Linked DNA regions of Homo sapiens: all the other regions are linked to region 3. Evidence: chromatin loops called from intact Hi-C (ENCODE). Cell type or tissue: Caco-2. All regions are shown on one strand.

Region 1 (8,000 bases), 120 kb before region 3:
ATTAGAGATAAGAATAACTTAACAATGAAACTCTTGGTTCATCTGTTCTTCCAGTGCTTTTGTGTTCAGCTTAACATCTTCTAAACAGACATTTAAAAATGATTATTTTCTTCTAGTAAAAATTATAACATGTTCATTTTAGAAATTTTGAAAAAAAGCCATAGAAAAGTATAATAAAAATTCTAATTCCACCATCAAACATAATAACCACCATTTGTATTTATATTTACATATGTCCAGTATTTTTTTAAAAGCACAGGCACATATAGTTGTAAAAAATGGAAGGAATAGTGTTCACCTCATTTTGTTTCAGTAGTTTACTTGTTTTAGCAGCTTAGAATTTAGGTATTTATACAAAAAAATTTTCTAGATATTCATTTTTACATAGTTGAAAGAAAATATATTTTTAATTGAAGAATAATTTTCAGACCATACAATGTACCCACTTTAAGTTTTCAAATTATATGCCCATGTAACCACCATCAGGACCAAAATAAAAAGCATTCCCATCACTTCGAAAAGTTGCCTTGTGTCCAGTTCTAATGTCTACTTTGTTTCAGGCAACCACTGTTCTTTTTTCCACTATAGATTGGATTTGTCATTTTTAGAGTTTTACATAAGTGGAGTCACACCATGTATACTCTTTTGTGTCTAGCATCTTTCATTCAGCATAAATTTTCACACACTTATAACCATATACAACCACACTTGCATATATTTTTTAATTTGCTTTTATTTTACAAATATATTATGAACATTTTCCATATCATTAATTAGTCTCTTAAAATTAAATTTTCATTGACTAATTGTAACTTGTTTTAGGGATATACCACAATTTATCTCATAAATAAGATCTTATTGTTAATTGTTGGTGTTGTCTCAATGGTTTGCTTTCATAATCAAGAATAATTATTCTGGACTACACATGTTTGTGTGCATTACCTAATTTCTTTGGGATAAATTTCTATTTAAAAAAAGTTAAAAGTCTCACAAATTTTAATATGTACTGTGCCTATTTAATCTTCCACAAACATTATATACAAATTTATGAGGAACAATAGCATTTCAAAGGTGAAAGGGAACCTGGAGAAAAATATGGTTCAGTGGTCCTTAACCAGTGGGGTGGACATGCCTATGGAGCTCTTTTGAAATTCACCTGCAGTTATTCTAACTTGGTATTTATGAAGCTCAAGTAGCTGCTCTTTTTGTTTTTAGTTCTGCAGATGATTCTGTTGCACACTACACTGTAAGAATCACCTCAGTTTCACAGATGAAGAAGCTGAGCCACGAAAGGCTAATTAACACCTCCTGATTCCTTATACTCTTGTCACTTTGCCAGGGAGAGCCTTTGTCTACATTGATTACCCATCATCTGGAAAATGACAATAATGACCACCACCACTCCCCTCAGAAATCACAACTAACCATCTAGGTCCTCCGTTGGTGGACCTGTAAGCTAGAACAGCACTTTAAGTGATGGAGTTAGGACCACTTCAGAAAAGTCTTCATGTGAAAGGGACCCCAGACAATTGAAGAGAGGCCTAATTCAGAAATCTACTTAGAAGGTCCTCCCAAAAACTGAAGCAGACCTTTGTTGTTGTTGTTTAACCAGGCCAGATCTTAGGGGTAAACAATAGATTTACAGTGACAATAAACAGACATGCAAACACACACACACACACACACACACACACACACACACACACACAGAAGTTCCTTGACTTTGTCCCCACTCACTCTATAGCCACTCCAGCCTATTCTCAACCCCCAACTCTATCTCTTCAAATTCCTCTCAGAGGAGACTGAGAAGGAAAGAACTGTTTCTCCTGAGTGAAGGAGGGCATCCTTTACCTACCCTATTGGGTCTGTTGTTTCTTTTTCTCTTCTGTGGTCCACCTCCCAGAAGTGATGCTGGCTGTTTCTGCCATCTCCCACCATGGCTGTGGAGAAGCTACTGAAGGAAAATATCTTCTACAGCTTCTTCTCCTTCCAGACCCAGACTGCCACAGCTTGCAGTTCAGTCTATTACATTCATTTCTTAACTTCTCCAGGTTCCCACGGTCACCCTGGGGTGGGGCAAATGCTTTCATATGATTACCATTACAGGGGCTGCAAAGCAATGCTCCATTGAGCTGTCAATGTCTGACGGAAGCTTTAGTGAGTCAATTCTTCAAGATTTTTTCCACTCTTGATTGCAGTCCCTAATCTTGTGACTCAGACGTGAGTCCAGAGAGACATCTTGTTAATCTGTATTCTTTTCCTTTAGGATAAGTTCTTTCTCAGGAGTGTTGATGTAGATAATTCCCCATGGAAACAGACAGTTGGTCCACCCTTCTCAAGAGTTCCCAGGTATGCCTACCTCCTGGAGAGAACCCAGTGTGACTATCCAGATAGGATTCCTATTTAAGCCTACCTGGGCATCCTAAATATATTATTCAGAACACCATTAATTCCCCAAATCACGGTGTTTCACAGGGCAAGGAATCAAGATTCAGATGCAAATTATTACAAAGCCAAAGAAAAATAACTCTGGTGAGGGCCTTTAAGCTTTAGCAAATAAGAATTTATAGAAAGAAAAGTTCAAGTCAAATCATACAGGGCTCCTAAAGCACTTTTTAACACCTATAATGCAGTAATTTTTTTCACACACAAATCCCCAGAAGTTAGTTTAAAAGGAAATATCTTTATAAATTATGAAAGTAGGTTTGGGGGAGGCAACTTTCCCAACTCACAAATTCTTGTGCGCAAAAATGTTGCTCTCTCTGTTTTTCTAAAATTGGACTTAATTTCTACCTTGAATTCTATTTCTGCAGACTTCTCTAGGGTGATACACTACTCAGTGTTTTCTCAGTCATTTAAAATTTAAACTCAGCCAGATTAAATAACTCCTCCCTATCCCAGCAGCAGACTCAAACTAAAACATTATAGCATTGGTAGGAAGAGGAAGTAACCAGCTTCTGTAATATTTTATTCCAAATCCTTATAACTCCCACTTAGATCAAAGCTTTTGAACTTACAATTAAGAATATACAGTTTTGGAGTTTGGAGTATCCTCGCCACTCCACCATGGGACAAAGTCATCCTTATGTCTCTTAGCTAAGTGCAGAGACTGTTGTAGGATTAAAGCAAACAGAGGATACATTTCATGTTTTTTGTGGTATTTCTGTCACGTATCACCCCACTAGATAGGCCAGATCAAGGCCATATGAAGGCAAAATGAGGAAGAGTAAGCAAGGCTATAAGCATTGGCCATGGCCTTTCCTGTAGCCACTCGTCCTGTGACCCCTTGGGGAAAAGATTGAGGTTTCTGCTGGCTCTCCCAGAGGTTCATATGGGTGGGAGACTCTGTGTTCTGCTGTCACTGGCTTCTTTCAGGAGCGGAGGCCTGCTTTGTCTAGTACACTTTCTCCCCACTACACTTTCTCCTCCACAACTACACTACACTTTCTCCTCCACAACTCTCCCTGCTTCTCTCATTGGCCACATCATGTTCCCTCATTATCTCTAACCTCAGTCCAACTCTTTGCTTCCCCTCCTTCTGCAACAAGATTCCCATATATCCAATTCTGTATTTTCTAAATGTTATTATTATTTAATAGGTTTTAATTCTATAACCCTCCTTCTGTCTGACTTTTGAGTATATTTCCATGTTTCCCACATTATTTCTTCCGTGTGTGGTCTCTCTGAGAAAGAATGATATTGGGATGCATCCTGCAGTTGGCAGTCGATATATCTCTCTCTTCCATTAGATGATGAGTTCCTTAAAGGTAGGGACCATATATGACTCATCTCAGCACTCTCTACAGAGCTGAACACATAGTAGGTGTTCAATACACGTTTAGTGAATACTTAATGAATGCATCCTGTCTGCTAATAAAGAACTCCAAACATCCTCTGAAAACAATCACCTGGGCCGGGCACGGTGGCTCAGGCTCATGCCTCTAATCTCAGCACTTTGGGAGGCCGAGGCGGGAAGATCACGAGGTCAGGAATTTGAAATCAGCCTGGCCAATATGGTGAAACCCCGTCTCTAGTAAAAATACAAAAATTAGCCAGGCGTGGTGGCACATGCCTGTAATCCCAGCTACTTGGGAGGGTGGGGCAAGAGAATTGCTTGAACCTGGGAGGCAGAGGTTGCAGTGAGCCGAGATCGCGCCACTGCACTCCAGCCTGGGTGACAGAGCAAGACTCCGTCTCAGAAACAACAACAACAACAACAACAAAAACCCAGTCATCTGCTTGTAGTGCATATACTCAAGGTGAAAACCACAGGCAATTTGCAGTCATCTAAATAATTTATCATTAATTCCTGATTTGCTAGTACAAGAATATATTGTTTATTTTTTTTTCCTAAGCAATGATTTAAAGCCTGTAGATCAAGAGACTTTGGAGTCCTACACTAACAGTCAGCTTCCTTGCTCGAGTGTGTGAAAGGCTACTGATTTCCTAATATCACAACAGAGCCTCAACAATAATACTGTTTCCTAAGAGCCTCAACAACAATACTATTTCCTAAGCTACACTCCAGTTTTTTCCCTCTATTTTCTGGGATTGAACTACATAACAGGTATTATGAATTAAATTCACTGCTTGCTGTGCACCTATTACCATATACACAGAAGTCAAAATACAGAAAATAGTAGCATATGACAGTCTCTCAGTCCTTTACCCAATGTTTACAATGTGATTTGATTGAAAGAATTCTAAGCACTTTGTGGGTTTATAGATCCCTTTAAAATTCTTTGAGTTATGCATTAACCTTGACTTAAAGCTGAATACACTAACATTTGTTTTCTGAGCAATTTATCCAGTGTTGGATATGGTAGGTAGCACAGAAAGAAACAGTATCTAAATTCTTTTATTTGCAACCTATAACATTCTGTTTGTCTGATTATGTTGTGTTTTGAAAGGCACTTGTACTGATAAAGCTTGTAGTAGTACTTACCAAAATGAATTAAAAATAGGCTTAAGCCAAAGTTCCAAATACAGTTTATTTTAGAAGACAGAAGGACAACTAGACTCTCACCATCTCCAAAATTATAAAAAAAAACTATGAGTTATTGCAAATACTTAGAAGTCATGTTTTTCACTGTGTTTTGCTTTTCACATTTTAATATTCACTGAAACACTACTAGTTCACTTATTCTTACTCCTTGAAATAACAAAGAGCTGTGACTCAGTGCCAAACCGAAACTAACGTCAACATTAACTGATGCAGTCTTGTTAAGTAAGCTTAGCAAAATATCTGTATTCCAAATGTTAATAAATACCAACTGGCCTTTACTAGGGTAAAGTTAGAGATAATAATGTTACATATTAATGACTTTCTTCCACTAATGAATAGAAGCTATTCTCACTAACTAAATAGCATCACTTGGAACTGGAATTTTAGTTGAATGTTTAATAATTTTGAGATTAAGTCAAGAAAACGAACAGAAACAATTGATATTTGTGGGGCCATTGATAATTCTGAAGTTTTCCCAATAGTCAGCCCTCAAAAATGCAGTCTCATAATTCACAATATCTGACTTGACTGTCAGGACTTGTCTAATTTGGCCATGCCAGCTGGCAAGGATATTAGCCTCTTCTCCCGGAACATCACAAGCCACTTGGATGTAGTAGAATTCAGTGGTTTGAAGCCCCGGCTTTAATTCTAGCTCATCATTTTATTATCTATGTGGTCCTCAGCAAGTTGCTTAATTTCTCTGAGCATCATTTTTCTAACTTGTAAAATGGGGTTCAGAATATTTGTCCTTATATAAGAATTAATATAAATGAAGTGCTTAGTGTGGAAATAATTACTGCTCAATAAATAATATCTAGTAAGCAGATTTTTATTGAGGATAAATACTCAGGATGTGATTCTCATTCTGTATTATTTAGAGTCAAATGTGACAATGTTTGGTGTCAGCATGAAAAACCAAGAGTAATGTAAATATTCGGTGAATGATTTGACAATAGTCATGGTTGAGAAGACAAGATTAGTAGCAGAAGAGGGACAACAGACGTGGAAAGCTATAAAGAAAAAGTGTTTTTTTTTATATCTAAGAAGATTTTAATCTAGAAATCTTTATGAGGGGACAATCTTATTGTGCCAGAAGAACAAGTATTTATTGGGAATGTTTATATGCAAACCCAGATGCCATAAGAGACATAGTGAAATTTATTCAGTAAGTATTTATTGTGTGTCTACTATGTCTGGGACTGTTCTACATACTGAAGTAGGAGCAGTGAATAACCAAGTCAAATTCTCAGCCCCTGTGGAGTTTACATTCTGGTGTAGGAAATACAAAGATAGTATTCCTTTTTTCAAGGCATTTACTATTTCTGTAAGGAGACATGAGCCTTTGCATTAAAAGAGTATAAAATAACAATAATAACAATAATTGCAACAAATGACACGAAAATATCCCTAGGAGACTGAGTGGAGTAGTGGAAGGAATTCAGGTTTCAGCAACCAAGAAATCTGAGCTCTAATCTAAGTCCTGACGGCGCCTTTGGACCTTGGGACAGTATAGCATTTTATTCAAGTACCATACTCTCTTCTGTAAAATGAGCACAATAATAGTTACTTTATAAAGCTGTTCTAATGACTAAATGTGATTACATGTGTAAATCCCTTTATAGAGTAGCACAGATACATGAATATCCTTACTGAGAAGGACAGTTGATTGATGCCTCAAAAGACGGCAGGATTTGGCTAGACAGAGAAGAGAAAGAGCATTCTAGGCCAAGAAAAGAGCTTGATGAAGGACACAAATTTGGAGTTGCATACAGAGTATTTGGAAGAAAGTGAGTGGGATAATTTGGCTACAGTAGAGAGTTCACATAGATAAGTAGGTAGAGAAACAACTCAAATAATAGGTGGTTCTTAGATGACTCACAAAGGAATTTCTGAGAGTTAGAATAGCTCTCATGCATATGTAGACACTGAAACACAGTGTAATTAAGTGAATTACCCAAGGTTATATCATTAACAGTGAAAGTAGAATCCCAATATCCATCTGGCTCTTTGTCTCCTTGATGGCCTGGCCAGTGGTTAAGACCATGTATTATCAATCTCCTTGTCAATTCATATTTGAACACTCATAGTCTGTTAGGCAGTTTTTATAATATACAGCAAATATTCTAACCAGCCCTCTAGTTTAAGTATTGCATTTATGGCAAGAAAAAGCAATTCTGAAACAACCAAGGGGAATGAAAAACAAGCGGCTATTTCTCAAAAATGAGATGGTGCTTTGCAAAAATGAACTAACTTTATGATGCCATCTGGAAAATGCTTTTGTATTCCCGATACAGTGCACTGAGCATAACTTAAAGTTGACTAACTAGCTCTGAAATGCTCTCTTCTGTTTCCTCACATATGGATGTAGCCTACAGGAATAAGCGTTATTAGTCCTTGGACAGGACATCTGGTGTGACTTCTCAGCAATAAGGTGTACAATTCTTGGGTGAATTTCAACAGAGCACATCAGCCTAACTTTGGAAACTTTTCAGGGTTGAGCCAGTCCATGGTGATTGACCTTTTTCAGAAAGAAACTAGGCTTCCAAACCAAACTCTAATCATGGAGATTCTGTCTTCCTTCTATCCCTCCTTTCCTCCTTCTCTTCCTTCCTTCTAACATTTAAAGTCTTAATTCTGACATTACACACAGTGTAATGCACAGTGGTATACTTAGACAGAATTAAGACTTTCAAATGAAATTGAACCCTAAGATGTTATATCATAGTCAGACCTCTTGGCGCTTAGGGTGGCAGATGTTCCTCACAGTTTCTTCCAAAGTAGCAACAGTCTTTTTGCATAATTTATTGTAATTGGATATTGGAATTATGAACAGAGAAATTCTTCTCTTCTTTAAAAATTAGTAATAGAACCTAATTGTAACACCAGTAGCTTTAGAATCTCTTAAAGGAAAAAACCTTCATTAATTTGCTAAGAGATTAAGCTGAAGCTAACTTTGCTTTATAAAAAAGTTGCCAATAAAATAGCCTAATACTTG
Region 2 (8,000 bases), 240 kb before region 3:
CAAGGTAAATAACTCCATTTGGAAATTACAATGGTACAAATATAGTGAAGTTAAGCTATGGGTCTTACTCTGACCAGGGTTATGTTGACAAAAAATTATGCTTTTAAAAGCATTGCTGTTGAAAAGAAGGCCATAGTAGCAGAGGAGTCTGCTTTTATATAAAGAAGAGAACATTAGATTTGCAGTCAGATGACCTAACATCTTTGTTCGGGACCTTCAATTAGTAACTTATTTTTTCCAAGTTTCATTTTCCAGTGTACAGGATTGGTGCGAAATAAAATTTAAAAAGTATTTGAACATATTCTGTGAAGTTCTATGCCAGTATGGAGTTATACATGGGCTATCTTAATTGGTTTAAATATATCTCTCTAATATATGGCTTCAAAAACTTCAGCCAACTGAGATTGATTTCATATGATTTTTTAAACATATAATTTTATTGAGGTGTAGTTAACATACAGTAAACCATACATATTTGCTGTAAAGTATACAATTTGCTAACTTTTGAGACATAGACACATCCATTAAATCATTGCACCATCACTACACATCCGTTATCCCCAAAGTTTCCCATGCCCATTTATAGCAGGGATCTCCTTTTTAGCACCTCCCTCATATTCTTAGATTTGGAAAGTTTGTATTGTATGCTGGTTCCAGCACCTTTGATTTTCTAAATTATGTTACTTTGTCCTGTGTTTTTTAATTTGCCACAGATCAAATAATGACACTGTTATTCATAATGTCATAATAATTTGTCTCTCTCTGCCATAGAAGTTCCAGACAATGAGTTTTATCCTTTTCAGTGTTGACAGGGGTCCTATGGTAATTATGCAGGTGACTTCTCTCAAAGGACATTTAATAGAAAACGGGATGATGCTGAGCATGTGAAGATAGAATTGACAGAGACCTTAGTACATCCTCTCATGTTTTACTCTCTAGATGTAAAGATGCTTCTTTATGTTAGAAGCAAAGAATGATGGTTGATTATAATTTCTAAAATCACCCTGCTAATTTTAAGAGGGAATAATAACCACTAACTGGAAAAGCCTTATTTTTTTTTTTATTTTTTTTGAGACAGAGTCTTGCTCTGTCGCCCAGGCTGGAGTGCCACTGGAGTGCAGTGGCGCAATCTCGGCTCACTGCAACCTCTGCCTCCTGAGTTCAAGCGATTCTTCTGCCTCAGCCTCCCGAGTAGCTGGGACTACAGGCGTGTGCCACCATGCCCGGCTAATTTTTGTATCTTTTTTAGTAGAGAAGGGGTTTCACCATATTGGCCAGGCTTGTCTAGAACTCCTGATCTCGTGATCCACCCACCTTGGCCTCCCAAAGTGCTGGGATTACAGGCATGAGCTACCGTGCCCAGCCTTATCTTTAAAAAAATGTCAATTTGAGCATTATGAAGGGAAATACAAATTCAGCAATAAGATCATATTTATTAAGTTATGAACCCTAATGTTTTATGGGAGTTTCCTTAATTCATAGGCTACTTATGTTAGAGTAGTCAAAAACCTGGGCTTTGGAATCGCATAGATCTGAGTCTTACTAGTGCTAGTGCAAGCCTGGGCCAGTGACTTAATTTTTGTGAGCCTTGATCTGTTCACCTGTAAGATGAGGATACTAACAGCACCTATGTCATAGAACTGTTGCAAAAATTAAATTGGTTGATGTGTGCAGGCCTAGCTCAGGACGCAGAGCAATCATTTCATACATGTTATGAAGATGAAGATGATTATCTCACTGTAAAATGTATATCAGCATACAGCAAATATATACGAGATTTTAGTCTAAAGGACTTTCATTAATTAATCAAATATTTATTGGTACCTACTATGTCCCAGTTCCTTTCTAGTCATGGATGACTAAAAGCACTCAGATTCTTTCATCTCAGGGCTATGCTCTGGTGCTACAAAGGCCTCAGAATTTGTCCTCGTTCCCTATAAGACCATAAGTGGTTTCCCATGGGGAACTTTTTGGGCAGTGTATAGATAGCTCAGAGGAAACTGAGAGTCTTCATGCTTTAGCCTGAATTTGTTTTATCTATCATCCCTTTCCCTGTGTAGTCTATGTATTATTTATTCCAAATAGGAATTTCATCAATACCAATCACATTTAGAGGCAATTTTCACACCTAAGCTGGGCCATTCTGTATGAATGAAGGAATGCAATTAAAAGTCCAGAGCCAAAACTCACCTAAAATAGCTGTTGAAGTAGTGTAAAGTGTTGTAAATCTTTCAAGCCCCTGCTCCTGGATGGTTTGGGGGACACAGGGAGGAAGAACCAACTGAGCACTTGATCTGATCTTTGGAGAGAAGACAATTATTGCTTATGGTTAAAAGAGATGATATGAGTGTGAAAAGGGACCCCAAAAACCACACCCACACATTGGATGGACAATTTTAGTCTTATCCTACATCTTCAAGGTCAGGCTGCCCCAGAGCCTGGGTTTTTGGAGGACATTTGTGGCTCATGTGTACTGAACCCCAAGCAATTGAATAATAATGATCTCACAACCCCCAAGCAAGGCACTTAAAAATTATTATTTACTTATTTTTAGAGAAAAGGTTTTGTTCTGCTGTCCAGGCTGGAGTGCAATGGTGCGATCATAGCTCACTGATCAAACTCCTGGGCTCAAGTAGTACTCTTTGCTCAGCCTCCCAAGCAGCTGGGACTACAAGTGCATGCCACCATGCCCTGCTATAAGTTTTTAGTCCTGAGGTAGCAGCTCTTAAGCTTAGCTGCTGCAGATTAGAAAGCTGAAAATAACCAGAGAGGAAGAGTGTTTGAGTCTAGACTGTGTTTTCTTCTCAGCCTCTAGTTAGAGATGTCTTTCCTTCCCTTTCCTCATTCCCTGCTAAGCAGGAGACTTTCAGTGGGATTCAGAGATTCATTCAGCTAAAATAACTGACAAGTATTTACTGGCCACCTAACAGAGTTTGGGCTCCAGAGATACAGTCATAGGAAAAAACAGAGCTGGCAATGTAGAGTGAGGAGACATCTGTGAAACTACAGATCTAAGTTTCAGATTATATCAATGCTTTAAAAGAAAGGCAGACGTCTTCAAAGAACACACAATAAAGGAAGCTAAACTTAGCCAAGGATCAGAGGAGGCTTCCAGGAGGAAATGACATGTGAACTGATATATAAAGAATAAATAATAATAGCTGACATTTATTCAGGTTTACTATGTGTCCAATATCATTCTAAGTGGTTTATAGGTATTGCCATGTAATCCTCACACAGCATCTTGAGGTGATACACATATGTACATCATGTGTGCATGGGTATGTGTATGTATATACGTTTACATGTGTGTGTGTATAAATGAATAGATAGATGACCTCTCCAAACCCCCAGGTCTGGTCCTCGACTCTGAAGGTGTAGCCAATCAACTATGTCCATGCTCTCAGCTGGGTGGGTCCCATCCCTCAGGGAAAATCTGGTAGTTCTAGTTAGGAGTTCCACATTTTGTACTTTCTGTGCTGTGAGTCTTTGCGCAATTGGAATTAGAAACAGAGATGATAAGAGTAACAGTGGAAAACAGAAATTACCTTTTCAGCTCTGTTTATTTCAGGCTAGAAGCAACCAGAGACTCTTTACAATTTGAGTATTAAGAATCTCAGCAAACAGCCACATTAATGTAAGAAATAGACAAAAAAAACTTGAATCAAGACCTAAAACCAGTATGGCAAAGAGATTCTGGAATAATACCAGGATGAAGACATTACCAAGACATTCCTAGCTAAGGCAACTCCCAGTACTCAAGTGAGGGGAAACTGGTGGTTAAAACTAGGCCTAGACCCTGGTGCTAATTTTCTACCCAAACCTTTAACTTGACATATAGACAGATGTATGACCTAGTGACGTTTAGTAAATGGCCTCAAGTTTATTTTTTAGATGGGATTAATTCCTCTCAATCAATCTTTTCAGCAGCGTGAGTGAGGCCTGAGAGGCACACACAGTCATTAGGACTGTGACCACCCCACCAGATGCTCCAGCAGGCAGCCTGGAAGATACCACCCGTCATGCGCTCACATGTGTCCTTTTCAGCACGAGTAGCACAGTACTGAGCACTAAGCATTTGGTGGTTCTTTATATTTAGACCACCAAATCGTGGGAAATGACTGTAACACGGAAAGAGCCTTTCTAATGGCATTGCACCATACAAATGTTCAGTGTGATTATTATAATCTCCACCAACAGAGTTGCTGTGTAATGCTGAAATGATTGTAGAACATTCCTATAGAAAAACCCTCTTACCTCGGAGCCTCTTTTCACCCCTCCTCCATCCCTGGCAGGCTATTTATGTGGTAATGTTATCTTTTGAAACTCTAATGCGCAGCAGTCCAGGTCGATCAAGCCACCTTTTAGCTTTTGCCGATTTGCTTTGAAGTTGACACCAAGGTCAGATGTTATTGTTATTGCACAGACTCAACACCAGGGGGTGATCACAGCACATCACACTAATTACCACTGCCAGACAAAGCTGAGTGCTAATCTCAGGCAGTGCACCCAGAGCAAGAAGCACGGAAGGAGCTGGGCTCACAGAAACTCTGGTCAGTAGAAGGCACAACATGCAAAGAGGCTTTTTAGTGGCACCACATGGTACAAACGTTCACTACGATTATTATAACCTCAGTGGAGCTGCTGTTTAATGCAAAAGGAGAGAACATGCCATCTCATGACTAAACAATTGCATAGGAAGCAGAATGCAGACAGTTGTCCTGCCTGTTGCCCCACAGTGCTGGGTGATTTAAAGGTGCCATTGAAACCCGATGGATGTTCCTGTCTTGGTAGCATGCAGCCTCACACACCAACTCTGTGCTCAACTAATGTATAAATCCCTACAGCTCCTCAAGTGCCAAGAATTCTTCAGGCCAGTGGTATTTGTAACTATTGTGACTCTCCAATTCTTGGAAATACTCTCATGGCAAAGCACCTCTTAAAAGAAATGTGAGAGGAGGAAATTCAGTTCAATTCTCCAGAAACTGCTCAGTGGCTGCATGAAGCACTGTTTGTGATTGCTTTTTAATGTTCAAGATGCAAGTGGCTGCTCCTTTGGGGCTGTATTTTTCCATTAGAAAACACTAATCTCCCTCCTCCTACTCCTCTGAGAGTCTAAAACAAATGTGTTTTAGCTCGTTTTCTGTTTCTCCTTCATCTGCAAACCATTGAGAACGTCACATGTTCTAGGATCCTATGATAGTGTTAGAGGCAAAGATATATGGCTCAATATTTTCAGTGAAAGTTCATGAAAGTTGATTTCTTTTTATATTAGGTTAAAGAAGCCCTAAATAAAGCATACATATGTCTCGAAAAGCACTTCATTAAGGGGGCTACTGGGATGGAAATGAACCATACATTCCTTTTTTTTTCTTTTTTATTTAAACTTTTTGTTCAATTTTGATACATATTGAAATGTGTACAAATCATGAGTGTACATCTCTGAAATTTCATAAAGTGAACACACCCATATAACCACCACCTACATTAAGAAACAGACCAGCACCCCAGCAGTCTTGGGCTGCAGTGTAAATTTACAATTCACTTATTATTTATGGGAAAATGTTGCATTCTTCAGTCTATATCATACTATGATTTGAACACATTTCCTTAGTACAGTCATATGTTATTTCTAGAGGTGTGGGACTGTGAACAAGAGTATCAGCATCACTGGAGACTCCATCAAAACTGTGAATTCTCGGATCTCACCCCTAACCTACTGAATCACAAATTCTGGTGGCAGGGCTCAGCTATTGGTGTTTTCACAAGGCTTTCTGGTGACTCAGATATACACTAGAGCTTTAGAAACTTTTTTCTTAGTGTCCACTGTTTAGCCTCAAAATTGCAACTGTGTTCTATGTTTCCTGGGTTGTAACATGTTACATTAGAATAGCGGTGATAAGACCTAATTGCTTATTTCCTTTATCCCTAACCTTTAAAATATACGTATCAGCTGTATTGAGGTATGATTCACATACAACAAAAGACCATTTTTAACGTGAAATTCAATGGGTTGTGACAAATGTTTACCATTGCTTCCCTTTCTACCCATTTCCATCTCATAGTCTCCCCAAACTTTATCAAAATTGTTGGCCTACTTATGTCTCTTCTATAACCTGCGAGCAGAATTCTCGAGGACAAAACTGCTCTATTCATCATTGAGTTCCTATCCCTTGAATGGACACAAATAAGAGGCTTCACAAATATTTGCTGAACCAATGAGTGAATAAAACTATGTACATAAAAATAACCCATCAAGAAGACTAGCTGGGTTGTAGGATGTGGGAAATAGGTGAGTCTACAAATCCTGCATAAATTTGAGGTCTGAAGTGGAGATAATTAGACGAGTGGTGTAATAACATGCTGACAGCAGTGGATTTTCCTCTCGGACCACCTGCATGTGTGGCAGACACGTTCGCTGCCCTGTCTGCATTCCCTCAGTCCATCCTGGAGGTCACCTCTGGTCAGTTCCCTTTCAGGCTGAAATGTTTCCTGTGTCTTTCTGCTTCAGGGAATTTGATGGACATCTAGTGTCTTAGTCCACAAGTGGGACAGGTCAGAAGCGTGGAAAAGTTAAAACTACAGAAGGAATTCCTGACCAACGAGGGTCGTTTTTGGTGGATAACTGCCTCGCTTCCTCGTCCATGTGGGGGACAGTTCTGAGGTGTGCTCCACACACTTTCTCAGCAGTTCCTACTGGGTTGCAGCCCCAGTTACTTACACATTAAATCCCCTTCTTTGGCTTTCCTTCCTTCCCAGCCTCTCCTCTCTGCTTCTTCATAGTACTGCCTGGGTTCTCCTCCTCAAAAACCTGCTTGTACTCAAATCTTTGATGCAGGGTCTGCTTTTGAGAGAACCTAAACTAAGGATCTGCTTTTGAGAGAATCTAAACCCAAACCCTTAAATTTGCCTCTTTCTCACTTTGTGACCTTGAGTAATTTAGTTCCATTTCTGGCATTGTCTATTTGTTCATTTATAAGATAGGGATAATATTACTTATGTTTTAGGATTGTTGTATAAAATCCTATTCAGTACCTGTAATGTTATAGGTATTTAGGAGTTAACAACTATTTTAGCTATCATACACATCTGACTTCCCTAACTAAGATTTTCCAAAAGAGATGACCCCACGGAGTTAACCCTATAACAGTGCAATTCTTAAAGCATTAGAGGGTTACATGGATGAAAGAACGTCTGAGAGCCAGCTCCTCCACTTTCTCTGATAGTACTCTGGGCTCTGCATGCTCTGAAATTCCTGTTTCCCTTCTGGGAAAATCTGGAATTTCACAGAGACAGAGAAAGTCTTTCACTGTCTTACATGGGCTCTCAGGGAATTAGTTCAACAAATACTTACTGAATGCCATTATAGGGGAAGTGCTGTTTTAAGTAGTAAGAAACAGCAGTGCATAAATCAAGTCCCTGCTTTCAAGGAGCTTATATTCCAGGGGTGAGAATTTGGATCATTAAGAAATAATGAAACAAATATATGATAACGAGAAAAAACCCAGGAAATGCAGAATAAAGAGGATAGTTATGAAGCAAGTATCATTCTAATACCCAAACTAGGAAAGGACATAACCAAAAGAGAAAACTACAGACCAAAATCCCTGATGAGCATAGATGCAAAAATCCTCAACAAAATACTAGCTAACTGAATCCAACGGCATCTCAAAAAGATAATCCACCATGATCAAGTGGGTTTCATGCCAGGCATGCAGGGATGGTTTAACATATGCAAGTCAATAAATGTGATACACCACATAAACAGATTTGAAAACAAAAATCACACAATCATCTCAATAGATGCAGAAAAAGAATTGGCAAAATCCAAATCTCTTTATGAGTAAAACCCTCAGTAAAATCAACATAGAAGGGACACACCTTAAGATAATAAAAGCCATCTATGACAAACTCACATTATACTGAATGGGGAAAAGTTGAAAGCATTCCCCCTGAGAACTGGAACAATATAAGGAGGCCCACTTTTACCACTTCTGTTC
Region 3 (8,000 bases):
TGAATTAATTATAGGAGCTGAAGGGCACTTGTTAATAGGTACCCTCACACAACACTTTCTTATTTTCTGAGCTATGATTCACAGCTGGAAGCACACAACCAGAAATAACAAATCCACTGGCGGGCAACCAGCATTTCTTAACACCTATGGGTGCAAATGGGGATCTTGACTCCTCTCCACTCTGGAAAACCACACAAAGCCAGGGAAACTTGACGTCTACTAAATGGAGTGTGACTGAGCCAATTGGTGGGTTTCATACCACCATACAAAATCAAAGATGCTCAGTTTTGCAAATTACCTCATCACAAAAGATATTTAACTACAGTTACTCACCTTGTTGCCAATAAACGTCTGAATAAATCTTCACCATAAAGCTATTTACACTAATAAAACAATACCAGGCAGAAAAGCTATCTGCTGAGTCTGGTTCTTGTTTATTGAGAATATAAAAAAAGGCTGTTAAGGCCTTGTAACAGTTCTCAAATTAATGGCTGACTTAGGAACACAAGTACGTATTTCAGGACAAATGCATTATATAAACCCAAATCATTAAGAGTTTAAGATTCTTCCTTTTTTTTTTTTTTTTTTTTTTTGAGATGGAGTTTCAGTCTTCTTGCCCAGGCTAGAGTGCAATGGTGTGATCCCGGGTCACTGCAACCTCCACCTCCCGGGTTCAAGTGATTCTCCTGCCTCAGCCTCCCAAGTAGCTGGGACTACAGGCACGTGCCACCACGCCTGGCTAATTTTTGTATTTTTAGTAGAGATGGGGTTTCCCCACGTTGGCCAGGCTGGTCTTGAACTCCTGACCTCAGGTGATCTGCCTGCCTCAGCCTCCCAAAATGCTGGGATTACAGGCATGAGCCACTGCGCCCGGTCTCTTCCTAACTTCTAAACCAGGCTGTTTTCAGCACACACAGTTTCTCAAGGAAAAAAAAAAGCTTCTCTTTTGATCTCTTTCATGCTTATAGCCTTTATAAAAAATGTACACAGAGTCAATATTTTTAAGGGATGCTAGTGAATTATTCTGAAACCTAAGTGACTACAAGCAAAAATATCTTGAGAAGGGATAACATATTATTTCCTCCCTGAGTAATTACTCAACCTGCAGGCAATAATCACAGCAGTGGCTGGCATTGTAACAGAAGGACTGATATCAAGTCCCAAGACACAGTACTCAGTTAAAAAGACATAAATGACAAACAGCTCAACAGTGTTATATTAAGAAGTTAAGCTTGAAGGTGACAAAAAGCTGGGTTATAGTGGGAGTTTATAACATGCTCATGAATTTTGAAAATGCAATCATGATATCTGTGCATATTTACTTCAAATAGATGCGTTCTGTGAGACTCTAGGGTTACTATGAGGTGTACTCAGTTGCAGTTTTAACTTTACAGAACTAAATAGTTAAATGATTTTGACAGCACCTTAGAGGATTATTGACTACATGTTCAGCCTACCAATTGCAGAAAACATAATGGAAAGCCTGGGTGGGCACTACATTTCAGAGCATGGCATTAGCATTGGGTATCACTCATGACACAGATGGGCCTTGTCTGCTTGGGGAGTACCTTGCCCCATGTGGCAAGTTTGCCGCTTTGGCAGGAAGGCCTGATGTGAAGCTAGATTGAGAAGGGAGAAGGTGTGCAGTTTGTAATACTTAAACAAGGAGTTCACTAACTTGTAAGTGAGTCATCAGGGAAGAAATGTAATCAGAACTGAGAAAGCCAGACCAGGCTCTCATCTAATTCCACCCACATCTGTCTTGTACTTTATAGTCTTCAGATGCCTTCATTCACCCAGTATCCCCAGGTGGTAAGAAGCACATGTGTTATCATTGCCATTGTCAAGATGAGTGAATTAACTTTTTTATAAGCAGTCTATAAACATTTACTGTTCTGGATCATATCTTTATTCTTTTTGCATTTACCTAGCATTTCAACCACCAATTTGTTTTTATTCCTTACACAATTTCATTAAGATTTTGGGGGCAGGATAAAGTGTAACAACAGATAATGAATATGATGTAATTTCAGGTTTGCCTGGGAACTCAAAATTGTAGGTTATTATGGGGATTAAGTGAGGAAACCTGAGGCCCTGGGAAGTTTTAAGTGGCTGGTCCTCAGTTGCCCCTCCATGTGGCAAAGCTGGAACCAGAACCCACATCTTTTCTAGTCCTGCAAGTTTTCTGCTCTATTGCCCTCTCTTGGTAGGAAAACATCACAGACCATGAGGCTTCACTTAAAGGTGGAGAAAGGACAAGAGGCAGAGAGACTCCACAAGTTCTAGCTATGAGGTTTCCAAAAAAATAACAGAAAAGAGATTTTCTTGACTTTTATTATGGTTAGGTATAATCATGACCCAAAAACTCCCTCCCTATTGCTAGAGAAGGAAAACTCCTTGCGCGAAATTTATTTTCTGTTTCTTTGGTCTCAATTTGAAAATTTAGGTACTTTTTTTTCAATAACAGACGTTTCAAACATGTAAAAACAAAGTACTATTCTTTTACCTCAAATCTGAAGGTCAACAGTGTATTACTCTAACCTCATATTTCATGTATAAATACAGATGCTCGTTGACTTATGATGGGGCTATATCCTGATAAACCCATTGGAGGTTAAAAATATTTTAAGTTGAAAATGCATTAATACCCCCCCATAAACCCACTGAAAAGTAAAAAAAAAAAAAATCTAAATCTAACCATCATTGAGGATAATCTGTACCAATTTATTAATACATCTCCTAACTCTTAAACTGTGATAAAATGCAAATGTTTAATACAAAATTCTACCTTAGAACAAGAAGAAGTCATTTTTTTTTCATTTTGTCTAGATGTCTAAGTGATTCTAGATGCTATAAATGTGCCAGAATCAGAGATAGGTATAGGCTTGTGCCATTCAACAAGGTAGTCACGGCCTTGTGTGGTAATTTAAATTTCAATTAGTTAAAACTAAATAAAATTAAAAATTTAGTTTCTATTTGTGCTACACACATTTCAAGTGCCCAACAGCCACATGTTGCTAGTGACTACCATATGGAACATTGCAAATATAGGTTATTCCTATCACTACAGGAAGATCTATTAGACAGTGCAGGTGGTTAGGTCAAGCATCCTGAGAAAATTATGAGAGGAAGAACAGAGGAAATTAACATCTATCTTTATCTCTTTGATGCTTCCTATGTTTTTGGCTGTTGACTAAATGGATACAGCCAGGGCACCAAATCATGAAAAACAGTTGAGTAATAATTTAATAGGTCACTATACTTTTAGGAAATATCCTCTTCCTTCATTATACACTATCAAGAGAAGAGAACTGAAATAATAGTTTCTTCTAATTGTCTACACAATACGTTTTTCTGGAATCCTCCCTTTAACAAAAATCACTACCCAAATTATCTTTTATATTCTATGATGGGGTTCAGGACACTGTACTCCCAAATGTTTTAAGCTGAAGGAATTTGAGAAAACAAGAAAAGCAGAAAGATCACTCTGACCTTCCCCTCACCCTCCATCCTGAAGGAAGTCATAAAACCTAGGATTTTCTGACCTTCCCATGTAGCAAGTCATAAGACCCTCATGCGAGAGGTGCCCCTGTTATACCCAGAAGAAAGAAGAATTCCCCCCCGCCTTTTTGTTTGAGATGTGGTCTTACTCTGTCACCCAGGCTAGAGTGCAGTTGCATGATCATGTTCTGCTGCAACCTTGAACTCCTGGGCTCAAGCAATTCTCCTGCCTCAGCCTCCCAAGTAGCTCAGACCACAGACACATCCTCCACACTTGGCTACTTAAAAATAATTCCTTTTTTTTATTATTTATTTATTTTTTTTTTAGAGATGGGGGGGTCTCGCTATGTTGACCCGGTTGATCTTGAACTCATAGCCTCAAGGGATCATCCCACCTTGGCCTCTCAAAGTGCTGAGATTACAGGCATGAGCCACTGCTCCTGGCCTAAGAATCCTTATCTCCAAAGACAAAGGTAGAACAAATAAGAATCTGAACAAACAGGCCTTGCTAATTTTCCCCAGTTTATTACCATTAGATCATACTCTGCCCTATCATATTTCTCCACAACTATCCACACTTTATCAAACTTACTGTAAAAAATTATCAGGTTGAACCACTTTTTTGGGTCTTCCTTACCAAGGCCTCTGTGTCACGTAAAACATATTCAATAAATGAGTACACTTTTCCTTTGTTATTCTGTCTTTTGTTATAGTGGCCTCAGCCATGAACCTAGGAAGGGTGGAAGAAAAGGTATTTTTCCTACTCTATATCTAGTATATTCCAAGAAGCATAGAATGATTGTTTAGAAAGAGGAAAAATACTTCAACAGGGTACCTACAAACTTTTGAGAGCAAGAAATAATAAAGACAGTCACATTTTACTGCACAGTGAAAACCGCTCAAAACCCTACAGGACAACTAATATGACCTGTGAAAAAAGCAATATTAGCTTCGTTAGAAGCTTTCCAGTTTCCCAGATTTAAATTCCTTAAGGTTGAGCACTGAAATATTTGTGGAGAATCACACAAGCCTGTTATGTGACAAGGTCTCATTACCCCCTTAAGGGTGCTCATCTTTCACAGAAACTCATTTCACATCTCATCAGTTGCAACCATGAGCTGGGGAAACTGGTTTCTCATTTCTCAGAGGTAAGAATACAGACACAGAATTCAGAATAAAGGACTAGAATTTTTCCCTAATGAGACTAGGCTCAAGCAACCCCCACTTCTGGAAATGGAATAAGCCTTTTGCTGTTTCCCACAGGGCACTTGACAGTGATAATTGTGACACATCTCAAAGGTATTTCAGGAGTCTCAGGGGCATATGACAGGAGTGTTTGTTCCAGGTAAGCAGTTACTGGCTGGTGATGGATGTTTATTTTTCCTTTCATCCAGCACTTGACAGAGTGATTTTATAGAGCTTTGCAGAGTTCTAGAAGTAAAAATATTAGGACACATGTCTTAAAGAGATGCTTTAGATACAGTTTCAAAGGATGCCAATGTTTCAAATCCACTCATGCGACTGAACAAAGAGATCAAGAGTTTTCCCCTCTACACATTAACTGAGAACAGAAATTTGCAAGTAATGGTTATTGTGTAGAGAGATAAGAAAGGAACTAAGAGGAGGAGGGTAGCCAGGCCTTCAGTGTTCTTCAAAACTAACTGGCTGGGAGGCAAGGGTCTTTGGGGGTCTATGGTTCACTCTGCTCTTCCCACAATAAGTAATTTTTTAAATCAAGCTAAAAATTCTATCTGAGCATAGAGTCAAGATAAAAATAAAGCACTCCACAAATACATCAAAGTCCTGACCTTGAATGTTCTTCCTCACAGTTACTACTAGGTAGAGACCTTGTCACTTCCTAGATTATTTTAACTATAACCTGATTACTGCATTCTGCATTTATCCTTGGGGTATGATTAAAGGTTATAAAATTCAGGTTCTTAGAAGTGAAGGACAACATCCAATCTAGAGTTCATCAGTTCATACAAAAATAAAACACAATGAACATAGATGATAGCATTCTCTAGATATGAGAACATTTTTTTTCCTTTGAAAACAGTGGGGTGGATCAAGCAATTCTTATGACTTAAGAAAATATGTTCCATGTAGGGCTAAAATAGTGTTTCCCTGTCTGAAGTAAGTATGGTCATGGTGGAACAATTTCCTACATTTTCCAAGTTGAAAATATCAATTATTACATACTCATTTTTGCTTAATCCAGAAGTTACCTCCTAACTTACTACGATTTTTGTGTTGTTTTCAGAATAGAAATCAAAACCAAAACACCACCACCACCACAAAAGCCTCCAAAAAACAGTTTTACAAAGCTGGAGATTTTGTTTAGAGAGAACTACCTATTCCTTTGTTGTGGTGGACACTTTTTAAAAATTATTATTATACTTTAAGTTGTGGGATACTTGTGCAGAACGTGCAGGTTTGTTACGTAGGTATACACGTGCCATGGTGGTTTGCTGCACCCTTTAACCCATCACCTACATTAGGTATTTCTCCTAATGCTATCCCTCCCCCAACCCCCAACCCACCGACAGCCCCCAGTGTGTGATGTTCCCTTCCCTGTGTCCCTGTGTTCAACTCTCACTTATGAGTGAGAACATGTGGTGGTTGGTTTTCTGTTCCTGTGTTAGTTTGCTGAGAATGATGGTTTCTAGCTTCATCCGTGTCTCTGCAAAGGACGTGAACTCATCCTTTTTTAAGGCTGCAAAGTATTCCATGGTGTATATGTGCCACATTTTCTTTATCCAGTCTATCACTGATGGGCATTTGGGTTGGTTCCAAGTCTTTGCTATTGTGAATAGTGCTGCAATAAACATATGTGTGCATGTGTCTTTATAGCAGAATGATCTATAATCATTTGGGTATATACCCAGTAATGGGATTGCTGTGGACACTGATGGAGAGCAACTCAAACAGTAATTCCTAACAATGATGTTTGCTTCATATTTTAGTTTATATTTTAAAACATATTTCTGCATGATGTTTAACATCTTGCAAAATATATTTCATATGCATTATTTTATTTGACCCTCAGAGCAACTCTGGAAGGGGTTATCTGATATATTAATTTTTCAGTCCTATTTAAATATGTGAAAACTGAGTCAAAACTTTAGTGACTTGCATGTGTTTCCACAATAATAAAGTAATTAGAGCTGCTGCCTATGTCACGGAAGAGCTCTAACTCCTCTTCAGTCTACTCTCTCTCTCTCTCTCTATGTGTGTGTGTCTGTGTATATATATATATATATATACACAGACACACACACACATATATATATATATATATATGTAATTTTTTTTTTGAGATGGAGTTTCTTTTACCCAGGCTGGAGTGCAATGGCGCGATCTCAGCTCACTGCAACCTCCGCCTCCCGGGTTCAAGTGATTCTCCCGCCTCAGCCTCCTGAGTAGCTGGGATTACAGGTGCCTGCCATCACGCCTGGCTAATTTTTGTATTTTTAGTAGAGACGGGGTTTTGCCATGTTGGCCACGCTGTTCTTGAACTCCTGACCTCAGGTGATCCACCCACCTCGGCCTCCCAAAGTGCTAGGATTACAGGCGTGAGCCACTGCGCCCGGCCTATCTTTTATGCTCAATAAAGTGCTATATATTACTAGTGATAAGAAAAACCATAGACCCTGGAACCAGTGGATTGGAGTTGGAGTCCTGGCTCTGTGATTTACTGACCAGGCCATGCTGGCCAACTTACTGATCCTCTTAGGGCTCAGTTTACTCACCTATAAAAAAAGAATAAAAATAGTGACATTTTTACAATATTGTTGATGGGGTGCTAAATGAGCTAATGATTACTTACAATAGTTTTTGTCAAGCAATAAATGCCATTGTTACTATTATTAAGGTTATTGTGCTCTTTAAGTTTTTGTTCCTCCTATATTCTTTTACTTTTGTCTATTTTTGCATAATCCAAGAGCTGATTCCCTGAGTAGCACTTAATAATAGTTAAAATAAACTGAGCATTTCCGGTTGAAACATACTTCATATTTAGAAAATAAAAAGATCTTTGACAATTTATATTTTGCTATCTTTATTGTGCCAAATTTATTAAATGATATAATTGAATTAAGGTTTTGCTTATGAGATTGTGCCGTCATATCCTGTAAATGAATAACATCATATTTCTCTTTTTTTCTGTCTTTCTGCAAGTAGGTCAAGCTCTGAAATTACTGTATCACATATTTGATTATATATTCTAACAATGTTGATGTTGATCCACATGGTGTATTGTTCAAATTAGAAAAAACAGTGCCTTCGTCAGGATAGGATTAACCTGTCATCAGGACACTTGGCTTGGCAAACCTAGTGTGGGTAGAATTTCTGCTCCTAATCAAACCCTGGCTGGGTGCCCTTGTGCAGTGAACAACCTGAACAACTGTATGCAATGGCCCTGTCTTCCTGAATCCTATAGATTAAGCATTGCAACAAGAAATCTAAGAATGACATACCTCATGATACTTTTTCACGGT
Region 4 (8,000 bases), 330 kb after region 3:
ATTTTCTTAATCCAGTCTATCATTGTTGGACATTTGGGTTGGTTCCAAGTCTTTGCTATTGTGAATAGTGCCACAATAAACATACGTGTGCATGTGTCTTTATAGCAGCATGATTTATAGTCCTTTGGGTATATACCCAGTAATGGGATGGCTGGGTCAAATGGTATTTCTAGTTCTAGATCCCTGAGGAATCGCCACACTGACTTCCACAATGGTTGAACTAGTTTACAGCCTCACCAATAGTGTAAAAGTGTTCCTATTTCTCCACATCCTCTCCAGCACCTGTTGTTTCCTGACTTTTTAATGATTGCCATTCTAACTGGTGTGAGATGATATCTCATTGTGGTTTTGATTTGCATTTCTCTGATGGCCAGCGATGGTGAGCATTTTTTCATGTGTTTTTTGGCTGCATAAATGTCTTCTTTTGAGAAGTGTATGTTCATGCCCTTCACCCACTTTTTGATGGGGTTGTTTGTTTTTTTCTTGTAAATTTGTTTGAGTTCATTGTAGATTCTGGATATTAGCCCTTTGTCAGATGAGTAGGTTGCGAAGATTTTCTCCCATTTTGTGGGTTGCCTGTTCACTCTGATGGTAGTTTCTTTTGCTGTGCAGAAGCTATTTAGTTGAATTAGATCCCATTTGTCAATTTTGGCTTTTGTTGCCATTGCTTTTGGTGTTTTAGACATGAAGTCCTTGCCCATGCCTATGTCCTGAATGGTAATGCCTAGGTTTTCTTCTAGGGTTTTTATGGTTTTAGGTCTAACGTTTAAGTCTTTAATCCATCTTGAATTGATTTTTGTATAAGGTGTAAGGAAGGGATCCAGTTTCAGCTTTCTACATATGGCTAGCCAGTTTTCCCAGCACCATTTATTAAATAGGGAATCCTTTCCGCATTGCTTGTTTTTCTCAGGTTTGTCAAAGATCAGATAGTTGTAGATATGCGGCGTTATTTCTGAGGGCTCTGTTCTGTTCCATTGATCTATATCTCTGTTTTGGTACCAGTACCATGCTGTTTTGGTTACTGTAGCCTTGTAGTATAGTTTGAAGTCAGGTAGTGTGATGCCTCCAGCTTTGTTCTTTTGGCTTAGGATTGACTTGGCGATGCGGGCTTGCACCCGATCTCGTTTGATCTCGGAAGCTAAGCAGGGTTGGGCCTGGTTAGTACTTGGATGGGAAACTTCGACTTTTTCATCACACTTACCATAATCTGTCAGCATACAGCTCCATTAGGGCAGGTGCCATAAATTAATATGAGTTATAAAATAAATGAATGAACACATATAGTGACTTATAATTGTAGTCTGTGAGTACACATATACTCTCATCCCCTAAAAGAGGCAAACGACACATTACTGATATTTATTGAGAGCCTTCTCTGGGTTCAAGACAGTTGTAGGGATATACAGACTAAAAAGTATTTTATCTTTTATGTTCTGATTTTGAATGCATGGGTGAGACAAAATAAATTGTAGCAAGCAATATAAAATTGCATAATTTAAGTACTGTAATTTTAGTTTGAGAATTCAGAGAAAGAGAGAGAAATCAATGAGAGCTGGTCCTCACTGAGAGCTTGATGGGATTCTAGGCATCTTCAGTACCTTAAAGCATGAGTGTATTTTTGTCTTCTTGTATTTGAGTACTCAGAAATTTGAAGAGAATTGGGACTGTCACTCTATTTTAAGAAATAGTCTTATTTAATAGGCCAAGGTCCTTTACATGTATGTGTAAAGTAAATCTCAGAGATAGTTTAAGATACACAATCCACTACTACCATGTGCCTTGCTGAAGTAATTTGAAACCCATGTGGTTTAGTTTTGTGATGGTGCTGTCTTCACAGATGATACAAATGATAAGTTTTGATGCTGTCAGTCTATGTCCAGGCTTTACAATGGAAACTATGGTTACTACCTGGTCCCTGCATTTGCAAAGGAGTGCTTAGCATTTGGTATACGACTAACAGCAAGTTCTAGATTTTAGCTCCTTTTAACCTTCTAGTCAAACTAAGCCTTTGATAACCCATTTTACTGAAATAACCAATGCCTACATTATCAATTTTAAATTATGAAAAAATACTTAGAGCAATAAGTTCAATGGCAGCTTTTGACCAATAACACATAAACTTTCTTTTACCTATGTTGGAAATAATTTCTGTCTCAATAAAAAACAATATCAAAGTATCTTGCCAGAATTATTCAATACTAGGTAGAGGTTTTTGGAACCAGTTATTTCTTGCAAATGTATTATTTAAAATGTGTATATTTTTATATTCATGCTAAGTTAGAGTAGCCTCCAACTGAACCAAACTGACTTAAAATCAATTAATTATTCACTGCGAGCTATAATGTTTTAAAAAAGTCACAGATGCAAATTAGACAATTTGGTTCATGATAAACTAAGATACTTCACTTGCTGAAAAACCTATTTCTTCATATAATTCTATGGATTTTGTATTTGATGTGCTTCCACATTTTTAACACTGCTTTGCCATGCCTTTGTGGACTGCGATGTTGTTTTCTCTCATTCAGAGACCTGAAAAACTAATTAACTCATTTGAACTGGATGACTAAAGTGCAAAAGTAATCTGTCACAACTAAAAACATAAATTCAATGTTTTTTCCCATCACAGTCTAGTGCACTTTTTTCTGTAATGCAGTATAATCAAAAGATTATGAACTTTGAGGTCAGACCAGAGAGCAAATCCTGACTGTCACATATTTCCTATATGACCATCAAGTGACTTCACTTCTCTGAGTTTCAATTGCATTGTCTATACAACAACAAAGAGTTAAAAAAGAATAAGACCTATTATGAAGGCTATATTGAGATTGTAAGAGCTTGGAACATATGAGGCACTCTTCCTGGAATGTTTCCCAGCCCCTCTCTTCTTCAAAATCAACTCCAGGATTATCTAACCACAATGATATAATGCAAAGGGTTTTCGGACTGGGAGCAGTTTTTGTCCCTGCTCTGTCACTAACTCAGTCTTTAATCTCAAGCAAGTACATAAGTACATTCGGAATTTCAGTTGCTTAGTGCATCAGTAACAGCCCAGGCCTCTCAGCTCCATAGTCACCCTTCATTGTCCGGCTTCACCAATAGAGGGCGCTGGAAGGACACTGGAGGAGAGAGGGGCTCTTCCTGGTTTGGGGTGTGCTCATTACTAGCTGACTCCCGGAGGGCAGGCTGGCACCTTCCAGTGGAAGACTTCTCAGACCCGGGAGGATAGATTCCAGCGAGGTCCACCACGCAGCACCTCCACAGAAGTCCCTGTCATCCAAGGCCTACACCTACATCCTTTCCAACAATGTCTGGGCTCTTCCAGATTGGCGACTTCATTGAACACTCTGCTTTGGTCCTCGAGGTGCGACTGCTCCCTTTATTTCTTGCTTTCCTGTTCTTCAGAGTTCTGAATGCTATTCCCCCCACCCCAGTAGGTAATTCACTTATATTGTAAATATTTCTTTATATTAAACATTGTTTAACTTCTATCTCTTGGTTAATACTCTTAGGAAATAATTAGGTTACATGGAATCATCAATAAGTTTTTAAAAAGTAATTTTAATCTCTGATATTCAATGAGATTTAATAGAATATGCTCTTGGCTGTTCTTGGAGAAGTGTGCCTCATGGATGTATCCTTAGGCATAAGTTATTTTGTTGTGTTGCCAGGGAGTAATGTGAGAAGTAATTAGTTACATCCCCAAGAGCACTTACTATGGTAGGGATGCTACACTATAGATAAAAAAAATATATCATTGGACCCAACATGCAGAGAACAATCCAAAAGGTGATACACCAATGTGTAATCTGTGCAAACAATAATCCAAATGTAAATGAACAGCAGGTTATTTGATCATTGCATGCAGAATCCAATTAAGAGTGAGGTATGGTATAAAGACCCAAAAACGAACGGAATGAGGTAAGAAGTAGAGATATATGGATTAGAATCAAAGATGGTTTTGCTTGAGAATCAGACCAGTTGACTTAGACCAATAGTTCTCAAACAATGATAGTTGTAATTATCATCTGAGGAATATCTGCATTAACAAATGTGTCCAAATTTTAACCCAGACTGACTGAACCATCATATCTGGGGTTGGGAATTAGCCTATGAATTTTCAGAAACTCTCTACATATTTCTGACGTATTATTTCCTCCTCATCCCCACGAGTTAATTAATAAATAAAAAACTGTTCATGGAGAACATATTATGTGCAAGAGACAGTGCTAGGTACTGAGCAGTATAACAAGCTCATAAAAAAGACTTTGTGCTCAAGGAGTTTGTTGTCTATTGGAAAAGCAAGAAAAGTAGACTTTTAAGTAATACACAACTCCTTCAAGTATGTGTCAGCCATTATGCTAAGCATTTTATTTACATATCTCCTTTAGTCTTGAAAATCCAGTAAGGTAGGTAAAATTACTAAAATTACTTATAGATAAGGAAACTGAAGCTCAGAGGTTAGGTGATATTTTTTCCTCTTAAAGAGACATACAAAGCATTATTAGAGTATAAATGAGGAAGAAAGAAAGTTCTTTATGAACAAGGGGCCACTGAGGCTTGAACACTAATATTTTTGAGTTCTCAAATTTTGTCTTCTAAGGAATGGAAAAATTATTTGAAACTGTGATTCTTGTTTATTTCTCTCTTTTTAACTAATTGAAGATTTTATTTTACTTAATTAGTATTCTGGAACTCTTCTTGATTTTTTTCTTTTCCTTAAATATAGACACAGACCAAAGATTAAAAACCTATACGGAGTTTTGGCGGCATTGCAGATAATTTAAATGGCTAAAGGAGGTTGGGTGTAAACCAGAGTGAGCGGGAGATGGGAATGGGATAGGACTCTGTGTAGAAAGTGTAGTCTTGGTTGAACAATATTCATATTTAAATATATTTTAAAATGAATTTTAAATGGGACAAGGAGACTATACAAACTATCTAGTAGCATATCCCAAGTTCTCAAGCCTGTCTAACTGCAAAGGGATGTTTACAGAGCTTCATTTAAGGTATCTGCTTTCCAACATTGAAATCAATTTTTGTTTTCACTTTAAATTCCGGTGGGTTTCTATTGTATTGCATGCTTCTGTGATAGACTCTGCAGTAGGGAGAGGGAGTGAGATGTAGCATTGGGGTGGGATGGAATCAGAACTGTATGAAGATCCATGAAACCTGAATTTGATCTGGGTGCTCCACTTTACGGAGGATTTTCTCATCTCAACTTATTCACACAACCACTAGGTGGGGAAGAAGATATTAAAACACAGTTCTTCATGACTCCACTCCTATATCCTTTACACTAAATGAAGATGAGGCAATTTATGAAAAGTTATTTGTAGATTGAAGAAAGTCAAACAAAAACAAGTGACAAATTAAAAAAATACCAATATGCTTAAGATAGTGGAAGCAAAAAGGCACAGAGAGCTGAGAGAAGGCATAATGACTGTGCAGAAATCAGGAAAAGCTTCAGGGAGCTTATGGCCTTTGAGATGGACCTTGATGGGTGAATACGCTCCGATAGGTGGAGTTTGGATAAAATTATAGGCAGAATAAACAGAATTAAACAAAGGGATTAAAGAAGAGATATCTAGGCCATATTCAAGGAATAGAAATTGGTACACTTTATTTGAAACTTACAGTAGGTATCAGGAAGATAAGACAAAGACATATAGGTGACTTGGAGTCAAAATACGGATTGAGGAGTTTGTGAACAGGTGTACAAACATGGCTAGATCTACTCTTTCAGAAAGGCAATCAAGTAATGGTGTCACTATATTGGAGCATTGAGAGAGTGCCCTAGGTGTGAGTTGAGGGGTCTGATGGGTGTGTGTGCATGTGTGTGTAACAGTGGGGCTGAAGAGACCCTCCAATAGACACATGAGAAGCAAAATCCCTGAGATTTACCTGCAATATTTTGAGCTGCATAATTAAGAGCAAACTAAACTTCATTAACCAGAAGTCAAAAAACAAAACAAAACAAAAAACATCTATTTGAGGAGCCGAGGAGGAGACTGAGAGAGAGGAGTTGATGTGATATTTTTGCTCACATTTCATTGGAAATACCCGTTGTAGAGATTGTTTCAGGGAGCTGAAAATGTCTATCCGGGGTTTGGGGAGGGGTAAGGCTAGAGGAATGGATTTAGGAGTCTTTAGTACGAAGGAATTGACTACAATCCCCATAGGCTGTGAAACTGTCAAATGAAAACTGTAAAAAAGAGGAGAAGGGCAATCATCAAACTTTGAGAATGAATATATTTAGAGATACAGAGGGGGCAGCAGAGCTGGAAAGGACAGCGAGATCAGTAGTCTTGGAGTAGGAGGCATGGACAGTGCGAAGTTAATGAAGATGAGGGAGGAGAGGGATTTGTGTTGAGACATAGGACCAGCTGTTTCATTCCCTGATATTTGAAAATGCAGTTTTAGCAATTGTGGAGGTGGAAACCAGACTGCAAGGGATTATGTTTTAATTGGATGGTGAGGAATCAAAGGCTGGGAGAAGAGCATGATCTTTTAATAATTCTGGGCATGAAATGTAGGGGGACAGAGCAAAATATTGCATCATTTGCAATTTCTAGGAAGATATTTTTAAGATAGGAGTGATACGGGTATGTTCAGGGACAGAAGGTGCTTGGTAATAAATATTTTGATGTGAAAATGGCTAATGCAAGAATTCCAGTGGGAGATATAATACTGGATTTAGAAAGGAGCTGTCTGCAGAGGGAGAAGTAAGCTTTGTGCTCAAATCACTTTTTTTTTTTTTTTCTGACTCCGGAGAGCAGTTTGTGTCCGCCTGGGCAACTTTATTTTTTAAATAGTTGGATTGTTTGGAGAACATTCTCTGTCTTTTTCTCATGCTCTTTCAACCTTTCAACTAAGAAAACACACACACACACACACACACACACACACACACACACACACACACAGAGTGAGGGAGTGGCTCCGAATGTAAAATAATCCAGTATGTCCAAAAGATCCCACTATCCCCCCAGGTAGCTGGGCACCTTATGAGCTGATGTCTGATTCTCAGAAACGTTACAGCAGAGGGCATTCATCAGGAAATTGAGTTCAAGTAATAGCATGGTCACCTTACCCAGAGGACACTTGCCAGAAATTAAAGAAAAAAATGCCTCGTGGGCAAACTCATTGCTAATTATATCTTGAAAGTGCTTGAAAATGCAACCTCAGTGGATGCAGAGCGATGAATCAGTGTTTTACTCAATATAGTTTGTCCTTCATCATCCAGGCTTCAGATAATTTAGAGAAAACACCAAAAATTCCTTCCCAATCATTCTGAACATGATGAACATGGTGTCCTATGGGGTACTTGATGTGGCCCTGGAATTATGACTGACAGTATACCTTTATACAGATCAAAGAAACATCCCTGATTATGATGGGAGACATGAAATTACAGCCAATTATCTTCAGGTCAGTATAGTGACACTAATTGTTGGGAATAGATAACAGAGTAAACTATTGCATTGTTTAAAATATTTGAGTTTCCTGGAGTTTGCCCTGTTAGCTAACTCTATGAGTAAAAGTAAAGTCTATGGGTTAACTAGAGGTAGCTCTGTTCTAAGGACTTACCCTAGACCAGTGAGCGCTCTCTCACTCTCATTCATTCTCTCTCTCTCTCTCTCTGTGTGTGTGTGTGTGTGTGTGTGTGTGTGTGTGTGTAACATTTACTCGATTAAAATGTGGCATAAGTTTCTTTTGGTCCATGTTTCCAGTTTCCTTAAATGGGTCTCTGTTGTGGAGGTAGTAAAAGATTGGCCTGTACAGCAGAGAAAAGGTGGTGGGCAATATTCCAAAGAGAATTCCAGTGCATATTCCATCACTGTTTTTTTTTTTGTTTTGTATTTTTCTTTTTAGGAAATCACTCATCATACGGGCATGCTGTCATGAACTAGTGTCCACTGTCAACTTGAGTCTTCCTTTTCACTTGGGAATATTTGGATGATGCTTCCCAGATAAGGAAACTGAATGAAAGCCAATAATGA

The links. A loop is a pair of places that touch in the nucleus more often than their neighbours do. Peaks named below come from ENCODE experiments on the same cell type or tissue, not always from the same donor. Only the 100,000 strongest peaks of a DNase experiment are listed, where the experiment ranks them.
Region 1: a loop joins it to region 3, with 9 times the contacts of the local background. A loop is called at or near these places in 2 of 110 quality-filtered maps.
Region 2: it touches region 3 in a loop (5-fold over the local background); 27 of 110 quality-filtered maps call a loop at or near these places.
Region 4: a loop joins it to region 3, with 2.9 times the contacts of the local background. A loop is called at or near these places in 3 of 110 quality-filtered maps.

The regions. Positions count from the first base shown.
Region 1 is chr11:103,801,133-103,809,132 of GRCh38, forward strand. No RefSeq gene overlaps it. Among named protein-coding and RNA genes, the nearest start is that of MIR4693, 45 kb to the right of the region's middle. In Caco-2, no CTCF peak of the experiment used is centred here; a DNase peak (open chromatin) is centred at 4,039.
Region 2 is chr11:103,678,044-103,686,043 of GRCh38, forward strand. No RefSeq gene overlaps it. Among named protein-coding and RNA genes, the nearest start is that of MIR4693, 170 kb to the right of the region's middle. RefSeq lists an enhancer at 3,898-4,616. In Caco-2, CTCF peaks have their summits at 4,437 (motif pointing right) and 4,648; a DNase peak (open chromatin) is centred at 4,468.
Region 3 is chr11:103,918,933-103,926,932 of GRCh38, forward strand. It overlaps PDGFD (platelet derived growth factor D), which reads right to left. Exons shown (of 7, transcript NM_025208.5): 6 at 7,980-8,000. Among named protein-coding and RNA genes, the nearest start is that of PDGFDDN, 16 kb to the left of the region's middle. In Caco-2, no CTCF peak of the experiment used is centred here; DNase peaks (open chromatin) are centred at 3,913 and 4,779.
Region 4 is chr11:104,251,472-104,259,471 of GRCh38, forward strand. It overlaps the pseudogene RNA5SP348. Among named protein-coding and RNA genes, the nearest start is that of PDGFD, 91 kb to the left of the region's middle. In Caco-2, CTCF peaks have their summits at 3,097 (motif pointing right) and 3,299; a DNase peak (open chromatin) is centred at 3,110.